Linked DNA regions of Homo sapiens: region 2 is linked to region 1. A link is an interaction called in ENCODE POLR2A ChIA-PET data of the cell type or tissue named here. Cell type or tissue: GM12878. All regions are shown on one strand. Links, peaks and the distances in the headings refer to the core of each region. The heading gives the core; the rest is flanking DNA.

Region 1 (5,385 bases), core at 105-5,104:
GTAGCAATTGGGTGGCTTTTCCTGTAAAAGATAGAGGAACTGATTCTTGAGAATTTACGAAAGCTTCAACCCTAACTAGGTATGCAAAGAATAGTTGCCCTTTATGTTGTAATTTTAGGAAGAAACCTACATCTGGTCTAAGTTTCATTTGAATAATATGATAGTTTACACATCTGCCATATTTGAGAAGAAAGTACCTAAGTCTCCAGCATTTTAGAAATAATGCTTTACTTTGTGTAGAAATGGTCTTTAGAGTTTAATAGCTGCTGCCCTCTCCTTTTTCAAAGCAGCTTGACATAATCATGAGTATCTTGCTGACAGCTTGTAAATTTTGATTGTATGAAAACTGAAAATAAGACCATTTCACATGGAAGATTCCCTCCTGCCCTGAAACAGCCAAAGAAAACTGTAGCCATCAAATCTATTGATCTCTGGGCTTTGGTACAAGTCACACTACTACAAATAAAATAATACCAAGTACTTATAAATGATTTTCAGTCCTTTTAAAGTTTATTTTTTTAATATTTTTTTTGAGATGGGGTCTTGCTGTGTCGTCCAGGCTGGAGTGCAGTGGCACAATCTTGGCTCACTGCAACCTCCACCTCCTGGGCTCAAGTGATCCTCCCACCTCAGGCTCCCAAGTAGCTGAGACTACAGGCATGTGCCATCACGCCCAGCTAATTTTTGTATTTTTTTGGAGTAGAGATGGGATTTTGCTGTGTTGCCCAGGCTGGTCTTGAACTCCTGGGCTTAAGCCATCTGTCTGCCTCAGGCTCCCAAAGTGTTGGGATTACAGGTGTGAGCCACTGTGCCCGGCCCAGCCCTTTTTTTAAGAGAAAAACGTATGACATCGTTCGATTTACTGAGTGCTTATGGTTTTACTAAGGCAGTAAGGTTTTATGGATACCCTATGGTAATTAGATAGAATTAGTGCTCTGAAGTCAGCTCTGTAATATGGACTCAGAGTAAACATGGCAAAGGGACACTTAAGGTCTGCATTTTCTCTGGGAAATAAACGTATTCTTTACTACTCTGAATCTAGTGCTGGGAAATTCTAAATCCTTCTTGAGGATTAACCACTTGAAGTAAAGTTTTGGGTCCCAAGTAGGCTTGTGTCCCTGTCTCCTTCTCTTTACTTTTCAGATGTTTCTTCCTAGAGACTGAGGTATATTTTACTTTTACAGATGAAGAAGGAAGCCTCGGCTGTGTTTGTGGCTTTTGTGGGTGAGCAACATCACTTGCAAAGATAAGATGAGCATAGCAAAACTAGGCTTTCAAAATAATTTTTAAAAATTTCTTAGTGATTAGAAAAGGAAAACTCTTCCCTTGTCTCTGTTAAGAAACGTTTTTCGACTTTTTTCCTTTCTTAATGGATCTTTTATTGGCACTTCTCTTCCTTTTGCAGAATCTTACTTAAAAGTCACTACGTTACATTACAGCAAACAGCTTAGCTAATTTTTATCCAGATGGGCCCCGGTTACAGGATTGTACACTATTGCGAATTTCTTACAGGAAAGTGAACATCAAGTAATTATTCCAAATAGAGTTCTCTTAAGAACGTGAGTTACTTAAAAATGTCTAAGGATGAAGTCACTTCTGAATATAACTTCACTCAAGAGAACAAATAAGCAAACTGCATTTAGCATAACATGGTAAATTAGCTTTAACTCTCCTTGATGTTTGAACATTTGTCGCTGTTAACTACTGTTTCACTTTTCAAATAGTCAGGGCTTAGTTTGCTTCTGTAAGGATAAAGGGAAAATACGCCTTCACTGAGTCATAAATATTTTTGTGGCTAACTTTTGCACAGAGAAAAGAGGCCTCTAAGAAGGTACCCAGTGAATTTTTTTTTCGGGGCAGGGAGAGAATATGTCATTTTTTGGTTTGTTGTTGTTGTTGTCATTGTTTTGCTTTGTTGTTTTTACTCTGAACTGAACTGTATCTTGACAGCACTTTTGAATTAAGAGCATTACTCTTATTGTTCTCTACTACCTGGACGCCACCTCCCTGTTGCCATAGTGTTAAGGATCATGCTCCGAGGTGGGGTGAGGCAGAATGGGGCCAAGATCAGAAAGTTACATTAAGCTACATCAGGTTTATACAAGCATAAAACCAAATTTTTGGAGCAGTCCCCAGAATACAACCTGGTTTAGCCACACCTAAAGGTTGCTCTTGAATATTCCTTGAGAATCCACATCCCTAGAATGCTGGGTTTCAATGGGCCCTTTATGTACCTATCATGGTGTCATTTCTGAGCATTTCTAAATATTCCTTCATGTCTTACTGACAGTTTTTCTTGAATAAATCTTAGGAATATTAGTGCCATTATCAGTATTTTGTTTGGTCTGTTCACACCACAAATAACTACCCAGGTCTGCTACTTGCCCCTATTTCTCTACCTGCTAATGAAAATGCTTTTGAAAGTTTGAGTAACAGTATTGGAGTGTGCACAGTGGTATTGGTAGGTTCTGTACTCATCCTTAACCACTTGTTTTCATCCTTTGTGAGCTTGAAGTTTCTCCAAAAAATTTATCACAAAACTTATCAGACATAGTTAATACACTCAGAGAGAGAATCACTGAAAAAGTAGATGTAGTTTAACAAACCCAGTGCCTTTTTTTTACCCATGAATACATATTTGTCAACTAAACCTCATTTTGCAACTTGTTCCACTACTCGAATGGTAACAAACTTTTGGTTTCCCAATAGATTTGGAAGATGTTGCTTTTGAAAGTAGGAAATAGATGGCTTTAGAAGATGGAAGAATATTTTGTTTGAAGTGGGAGCGTGGTATGTCCTTAGCTGTCTGTGAAATGCAGCTGAAGATGGGTGTGGGCCTTCATCTGCATTTCCCATCTTCAGTTTGAGGAGGTAGTTACCCTTCTAACCACTTAAGAACTGCATGGTACATGCTGTTTTATTTACAGGGCAAAACTGTGCTCCCGTAGTTTCCCTGGTGCTTGCCTTCACGTTAACACAGTGTCATCGTTTGGCAGTGTTTATGTGCCAGGGTCCATGTTAGAAGGAGGAAAGGTATAGCGAAGTTAAAGGGTGCAGTTGGCCTCCCACCTTTAGTTTTGTAAGTGCCTTTAAAGTTTGATTTTTGTAGGTTGATCATAAGGAAGTGATAAGTATGTTAGGTTATTTGTGGTTTGAGCTAATTTTAGTCTCTTTTTACAGCTTGCTTTGTATCCTTTGCCATTAAAACATGCTTTCTAGAAAGACAACTTTTGAATGTAGGACACAGTCTATATTCTATACTTGGCTACATTTCAAAAAATATTTTCTCAGTACTTTGGAAGTTGGACAGTTGGAAGCATAGTGACAGTATTTAAAAATCTTTGATTCCGGCCGGGCATGGTGGCTCACGCCTGTAATCCCAGCACTTTGGGAGGCCGAGGTGGGTGGATCACTTGAGGTCCGGAGTTCAGGACCAGCCTGACCAACATGGTGAAACCCTGTCTCTACTAAAAATACAAAATTAGCCGAGCGTGGTGGTACATGCCTGTAATCCCAGCTACTCAGGAGGCTGAGGCAGGAGAATCGCTTGAATCTGGGAGGCGGAGGTTGCATTGAGCCGAGATCATACCATTGCACTACAGCCTGGGGGACAAGAGTGAAACTCTGTCTCAAAAAAAAAAAAAAAATTAAGTGATTTCTTTGCTTTGTGACACTTCTACTTTTCCAGCAAGTAAATTATATTCTTTCATACAGGTATGAAATTCTTGTTCCAAGCTAGTGGTTAAAAAGGCACAGTTGATATTAGAGGATTTGTAAAAGATTATGACCACGCCTGCAATGTACTGAAGCAAGGCTTTGCTGGGCTGTGTATAGGAAACCTTCCCCAGCCTGTGCCCTTGCTTGATAGAACATTTTGCTCCTAAGGGTAGGTGCCTGTATCTGTCTCCAGTACTGGTTAGTTTCACACAGAACAGTTGTGTTTCAGAGCTTTAGTCTCAAGCTGCCCTGCTCCCCTGAAGCAGCCACCCTGAGCATGTGCACTCACAGGAGGGGACATGTGAGGTCATGGAAGAAGACGACTCAGGAAGAAGAAGACTTGGGTTTGGGTTCTGACTCTGCCTTTGACTGTTGTGGGATTTTGAGGAGTTGCATACAGGATCTGTAAAATGTAGTCATTAGACTAGACTAGACAGCCATATAGCATTACCTAGATGTAACTTTCTACAAAGACATGGTCACAGGAGAAGACCAGAGGGTGGGGTGATCTTTCTGGAAAAATTGGGGCTTCATGCCTTACTCATGCTAGATATGGTAGCATTATATGGCTGTGCCTGATCCCCCTAATCTAAAAGTGGGACAGAACTTTAAAATTTCATATTAACTCAAATTAAAACTTGAAAAAAACCCATTATTTCCTTAAAAATAATAAAATGCCCTGTGGGGGCATAAGTCACATTATATTTTAAAATTCCTGAATGCCACATGGATGAATGTAGTTCCTTTTGAAATTCTTCTTTTGTCTAAAGAGGAATGTTGGATTTTGTAATTGGACTAAAAAATCTTCCATTTGAGAGAGAAACAGTCTGCTGCATGTTCTACCCTTGTTCAGGATAAAACCCACTAATAGCTAACATTTATTGAATTCTGTGTTGTGCCTCAGGCACTGTGCAAAGTCCTTTACATGCAATGCTGTTTATTATATACTGTCAATTGGTCTATAACAGCAGGAAATGTTTCAGGAGGACAATGAGGTCCCAGACCCTCAGTCTTCTCCTGTGTCCTGGATTCAGCTTCACAATAGCACTATGGCAGTGTGGCCACTGCTTCAGCTTCCACATACATGGCTGTGAAGAGAGACAGGGGATTGTGCTAAGCCTCCCCGATTTATTAGGACATAGGAGGAGAGAGTTTGTAGTTTTTGACCTTTGCCTAGTTTTCTAACCTCTTTCCTAGATGTCACAAATTGGCCACCCACAGTCATATTTTGCTTGCTTCACGCAATGCTTTTTAAAAAAGAGAAGAGTTTAATTTGTGCCATTGTTTATAAATGAATCAGGAGAAATGACATGCAACTCTGGATTCTGGCCTCTCTTGAAAAATCTGAAAATCACACCGTCTGAGCTTACACTGGCAGTGGTCTGCTGGACTGAGGGACACAACTCCTTTTGGATGTACATGTGTGCGTTGCAGAGTTTACCACAGTCCCACAGTGGGTCACACTGTCCTTGTCGGTGTACACTACCTAGCACTTGAGTTTGCAACCCCTACCCCAAGCTGAGTTTTCTCGTCAAGCTTGATGTTAATGTTATGTGATGCTTGGCCTTGTAGGTATTTGGTATATTATCGTTAGATAAAATTGAAGCAAAGGGCTAAAGGGTTGGTGGCCTGAGGGAGTGCCCTTGACAGTAAAGTCTAGGATAAAAT
Region 2 (5,385 bases), core at 248-5,247, 1.3 Mb before region 1:
TGGAGGTTGCAGTGAGCCGAGATTGTGCCACTGCACTCCAGCCTGGGTGACTGAGCAAGACCCTGTCTCAAAAAAAGAAATAATGTTGGCACTCAGAAAGTTTTGGATTTGGATTTTCCAATTTGAGATGCTCAACCTACACAACAGAAAAACAAACAGGCCAAGAATACTGTGGGAGAGACTTCAAGGCTCACAATATCTGTTCTCTCTCTTTTCCTTAGTAATAAGAACTCAGATTTTTGACTGGGCACATTGCTGCCCAGCTAAAAGATGACATTTCCCTGGTCAGTTGGCTGTACACAGAGGTGCTGTGGGTGGTATGGGGGAAGGAGCGTTAAGGTAGGGTGGGGATGGGCAGTGTTTCCTTGTCTTTTCTCCATCTTGGATTGTGAAGGCAAAGGTCATACCAAGGGATTGGCAGAATAGAATGCTGAAAGGAACCTGGGTCCTCCAGAGCTTTGAGGAGCCTCCAAATCTACCCTGGGCTGCCTACCCAGAAAGCCACTGCTATCTTGTTTAGGTCCCTCTTGAACTACCCCAGATATTTCAGAGCTGGGACTTACACTCATGTAGGCCCTTCGGAGGTGCATGGGGAGGTTGCGGCGGAATTCCCGCTTGTTCCTCAGCTCCCTTAGGGTGAACTGCTTCAGGATTTCACTGTTGCTCCTTCCACCCACCCGCACAATGCTGGTCTTCTGACAATTGTAGATGCCTGTGGAACAAAGTGGAGCATGGCAGGGTTGAGAGGAGCTTATGCTAGGTTCTCTCAGGTGAGAGCTGTGTGTATTTGGGATCTAGTCTGGTCCCTTAGAGAATAAACTTGTGCTTAAAGGAAATTTACCCCATTAATGAGTGAGAAGGTCCCCGAGAAGATGTGACCTGCAGAGCAGTAAAGTGTAGCACTTAAAGAGTACAGGTTCTGGAATCAGACAACTAGGGATCCAACTCTTAGCTCTACCACTTATTGCTGTGTAACCTGGGGCAAGTGACTTGAGTCTCAGTTTCTCTGTCTGTGATTTAGAGATGGCAATATCTCCCATATAGGGCTACAGTCTGGATAAATGAAAGAAAATCTTTAAAGCTCCTAGCTAGGGCCCAGCACAAAGCAAGCACCCAGGATATGTTACATATTTTTCACTCTGCAGATTTACTGATTGCTCATATGTTTTAGGCATGTGCCAAGTTCTGAAGATATAGCAGTAGAAACATAGGCCCAGTTTCTGATTTGTTATCATTTCTTTGTCTCTGGCAGGAAGTTACTCATTAAATAATTAATACGGCAGCAATAAATGTAGTGAGTACTGGTAGCAGGGGACATTACCTAGTCTGGGTGGGGTAGGGATCTATTTTTAAGAATCTAATATTTAAACTCAGACTCTAAGAATAAAGATTTATCTAGGTGAAAGGGAGGTATAGAAGAATAAAAATAAAGGAAAAGCATATATTTATTCATCCATTAATGTTATTTAGTATTTTTTGAGTGCCTAATATGTGCCAGGATATGTGAATACAGCAAGAAAAGGACCAATCCTCATCTAGGGTAGCGATACATAAAATAGATTATAAAAAAATAAAAAATGCAAAAGAGACTTCACTTTGGGGCTATAGAAAAAGTCCACCTGAGAAGAGAGATTTAAAGTGGGACCAGAAGAATGAGTAGGGCCAGGTTGAGTAGGGCCAGGTTGAATAAGCTCAAGATGGAGAGGGAAAAAACTATTCCAGGCCAGAGGATGGCATGGGCCAATGGAGGACGTAGAGGCTTTCAAGGAACTGAAGATAACCAGTGTTGCTGGAGTTAGGGAGAACAAGGTTAAGAAGTAGGAGCTGTGGTTCACAGTCCAGCTGGGACAGATCACAAACGGCCATGTAAGTAATGATAAGGACTGTTGACTTTGTTTGAAGAGCAATAGAAAGCTACTGAAGTTGCTGATGGTTCAATCATCAACATCTTGATAGAGAACAAATTTGCCTATAAGTATTACCTTCCAGAAACTGGTCCAAAGCATGATTAGTATAACACACAACCAAGATGGGGAACTTCTGGAGGCTAATTTGCCAAACAGACTCGTTGGTTAGGAGGGCCTGAACAATTTTTAGACCCACATAGGTTTTGCCTAGAAAATAAGGAAAAAGGAATTTAACAATTTAGACATTTTCTAAATAAAGTAATTACTCAGAGCAAAATCTTTTTTTAAATTTAATATAATACATTAAGATAGTTTAAAATCTAAGAAGCGTACATTGTATATTGTGAAAAGTCCCTCTTGCACTCTGTCACCCAGTTCTCTGGGTGGAAGCAACCAATGTTACCAGTTTCTTTTGTAACTTTACAGAGACAGTATATCCACGCATATACAAACAATACAAATGTGTATTCTTTTTCTAGACTTCCCCTTTTCTCCTTAAAATATGAATAGTAACAGACAATTTTTACCATTCTACATCTTGATTTTTTTCACTTAATGTATCTTGAAGGTCATTCTCTATCAATACATAGGAGAATCCCATCCCCCCCACCCCCCCCTTTCCTTTTTACAGCTGTTAAGGTATTTTTTAGCCAGTTTTCTATTGATGCTGTATATATTGTTTCCAATCTTGTGGCAAATTAGAAATACTTTTTATATACATGGTAGATTTGCTTTTGTGATGGGAGGGGAAAACTTGTAGAAATCAACATTGGAATAAGAGTTATAGGCTCATTAGTAAATGGCCATTAATTAATTAATTAGGCTAAAAACTGCTAAATTCTCTCTTTTTGTTTGAGATGGAGTTTCGCTCTTGTTGCCCAGGCTGGAATGCAATGGTGTGATCTTGGCTCACCGCAACCTCTGCCTCCCGGGTTCAAGTGATTCTCCTGCCTCAGCCTCCCAAGTAGCTGGGACCACAGGCGCATGCCACCATGCCCAGCTAATTTTTGTATTTTTAGTATAGATGGGGTTTCACCATGTTGGGCAGGATGGTCTTGATCTCTTGACCCTTGTGATCTGTCCGCCTTGGCCTCCCAAAGTGCTGGGATTACAGGCGTGAGCCACCATGCCTGGCCTGCTAAATTCTTACATTGTGTCAGGCTGGTAAGGTAGACACTGTCCTCAAAAATCTCAAAGTTGAGGGAGGGAGTGATATAAGATAATCAAAGATTTCACTACAGCAGGATAAGTAACAATTTCTTCCTTCTTTTTTAAGGCCCTATGTTGTCCAGACTGGAGTGCAGGGGCTATGTGTACTGCAGCCTGAACACCTGTTTTCAAGGGATCCTCCCATCTCAGCCTCCCAAGTACTTGGTACTACAGGTACTCGTCAAGACGTCCAGCTTTGTTACATAAAGTTTTTTTTTTTTTTTTTTAAATCATGAGTTGCCATTACTTCATTGGTGTTTTTTAAAGACTTCTTCCTGTTTGGGGTTTTGTTTTCTTTTGGTACTTCCTTTCGGAGAGTAATTTAGCAGTAGCTATTTTAACTGTTAATGTAAATTCCCACTTCTAATAATAGTTATGACCCCAGAGTAGAATTAGAGAGTGGCACCTGGGGAGAAAGGTATGGGAAGGTATAGTTCCACGACAAGTACAATGTGGCAGATAGGAGCCAGGATTCTACAGCTAGACTGCCTGAATTCAATTCCTAAACTTGTCACTTAACATTTGTGTGAGCTTCAGTACATACTTCCCACCTCTTAAGAGGTTATTTAACCCTTCTTTGCCTTAGCTTTCTTCATCCGTATAACAGTTTTGTTTTTTTTTTTGAGGTGGAGTCTTGCTCTGTTGCCCAGGCTAGAGTGCAGTGGAGCGATCTCAGCTCACTGCAAGCTCCGCCTCCTGGGTTCACGCCATTCTCCTGCCTCAGCCTCCCGAGTAGCTGGGACTACAGGCGCCTGCCACCATGCCCGGCTAATTTTTTTATATTTTTTAGTAGAGACAGGGTTTCGTCGTGTTAGCCAGGATGGTCTTGATCTCCTGACCTTGTGATCCACCCGCCTCAGCCTCCCAAAGTGCTGGGATTACAGGTGTGAGCCACCGTGCCTGACCAACTGTATAATGGTTTTAGTAATGGCTTCTATTTCACAAGGTTGTGAGGATGCAATTAGTTAAGGTATGTAAAGTAAGTAAAATGTTGCTTCACACATAGTGCTATTATATATTTGATACTATTTAATTTAAAATAATATAAAATTGAACCAATTATATAAAGCAGAAATCACACATCTCACTACATTTGACCTCTAGCAATCTTGTATCTATTACTATGCATGACAATGGGTTCCTATTGGAAAATCCCTATGAGCAGCTACTTTATAAACAAATTTTATGCCCATTTCGGGAGGAATGTTATTAACTAAACATTCTATTGCAACAAAACCAAAAATTGACAAGTGGTACCTAATTAAACTAAAGAGCTTCTGTACAGCAAAAGAAACTATCAACAGAATAAACAGACAACCTACAAAATGAGACAAAATATTTGCAAACTCTGGATCCATCTAAGGTCTAATATCTGCAATTAAACAACCCCATTAAAAAATGAGCAAAGGACATGAACAGACACTTCTCAAAAGAAGACATACACATGGCCAACAAGCAGAGGAAAAAAATGCTCAACATCAACATCACTAATCATTAGAGAAATGCAAATCAAAACCACAATGAGATTCCATCTCACACTAGTCAGAATGGCTATTAATAAACAGTCAAAAAAAAGTCAAAAAATAACAGATGCTAGTGAGGTTGCAGAGCAAAGGGAAAGTTTATACACTGCTGGTGGGAATGTACATTAGTTCAGCCACTGTGGAAAGTAGTTTGGAGATTTCTCAAACAGCTTAAAACAGAAATGCCATTTGACCTAGCAGTCCCATTATTGGGTATATAATGGGAAGGAATATAAATCATTCTCCCATAAAGACACATGCATATGCATGTTCATTGTAGCACTATTCACAATAGCAAAGATATGGACTCAACCTAGATGCCCAACAATGGTGGACTGAATAAAGAAAATGTGGCATATATACACCACGGAATACTATGCAGCTATGAAAAAGAAGAAAATCATGTCCTTTGCAGCAAAGTGGATGGAGTTGGAGGCCATTCTCCAAAGCAAATTAATGCAGGAACAGAAAATTAAATACCACATGTTCTCACTCATAAGTGGGAGCTAAACATTGAATACACATGGACACAAAGAAGGGAACAGACACCAGGGCCTACTTCAGGATAGAGTGGGAGGAGGGTGAGGATCTAAAAACTACCTATCAAGGGCTGAGTGCAGCGGCTCACACCTGTAATCCCAGCACTTTGGGAGGCCAAGGCAGGTGGATCACCTGAGGTCGGGAGTTCGAGATCAGCCTGTCTAACATGGTGAAACCCTGTCTCTACTAAAAATACAAAATTAGCT

What was found. Peaks named below come from ENCODE experiments on the same cell type or tissue, not always from the same donor. Only the 100,000 strongest peaks of a DNase experiment are listed, where the experiment ranks them.
Region 2: POLR2A ChIA-PET joins it to region 1 with 6 read pairs; 2 of 35 experiments call an interaction of 5 or more read pairs at or near these places.

What each region holds. Positions count from the first base shown.
Region 1 is chr20:50,516,741-50,522,125 of GRCh38, forward strand. The region is part of intron 1 of PTPN1 (protein tyrosine phosphatase non-receptor type 1); the gene reads left to right. Among named protein-coding and RNA genes, the nearest start is that of PTPN1, 9.0 kb to the left of the region's middle. RefSeq lists a silencer at 3,886-3,935. In GM12878, for the core only: no CTCF peak of the experiment used is centred there; DNase peaks (open chromatin) are centred at 2,921 and 3,981; H3K4me3 peaks cover 4,064 bases; H3K27ac peaks cover 4,831 bases.
Region 2 is chr20:49,264,153-49,269,537 of GRCh38, forward strand. ZNFX1 (zinc finger NFX1-type containing 1) reads right to left here. Exons shown (of 14, transcript NM_021035.3): 4 at 1,983-2,114; 5 at 564-712. Among named protein-coding and RNA genes, the nearest start is that of ZNFX1, 11 kb to the right of the region's middle. In GM12878, for the core only: no CTCF peak of the experiment used is centred there; no DNase peak of the experiment used is centred there; H3K4me3 peaks cover 2,367 bases; H3K27ac peaks cover 1,157 bases.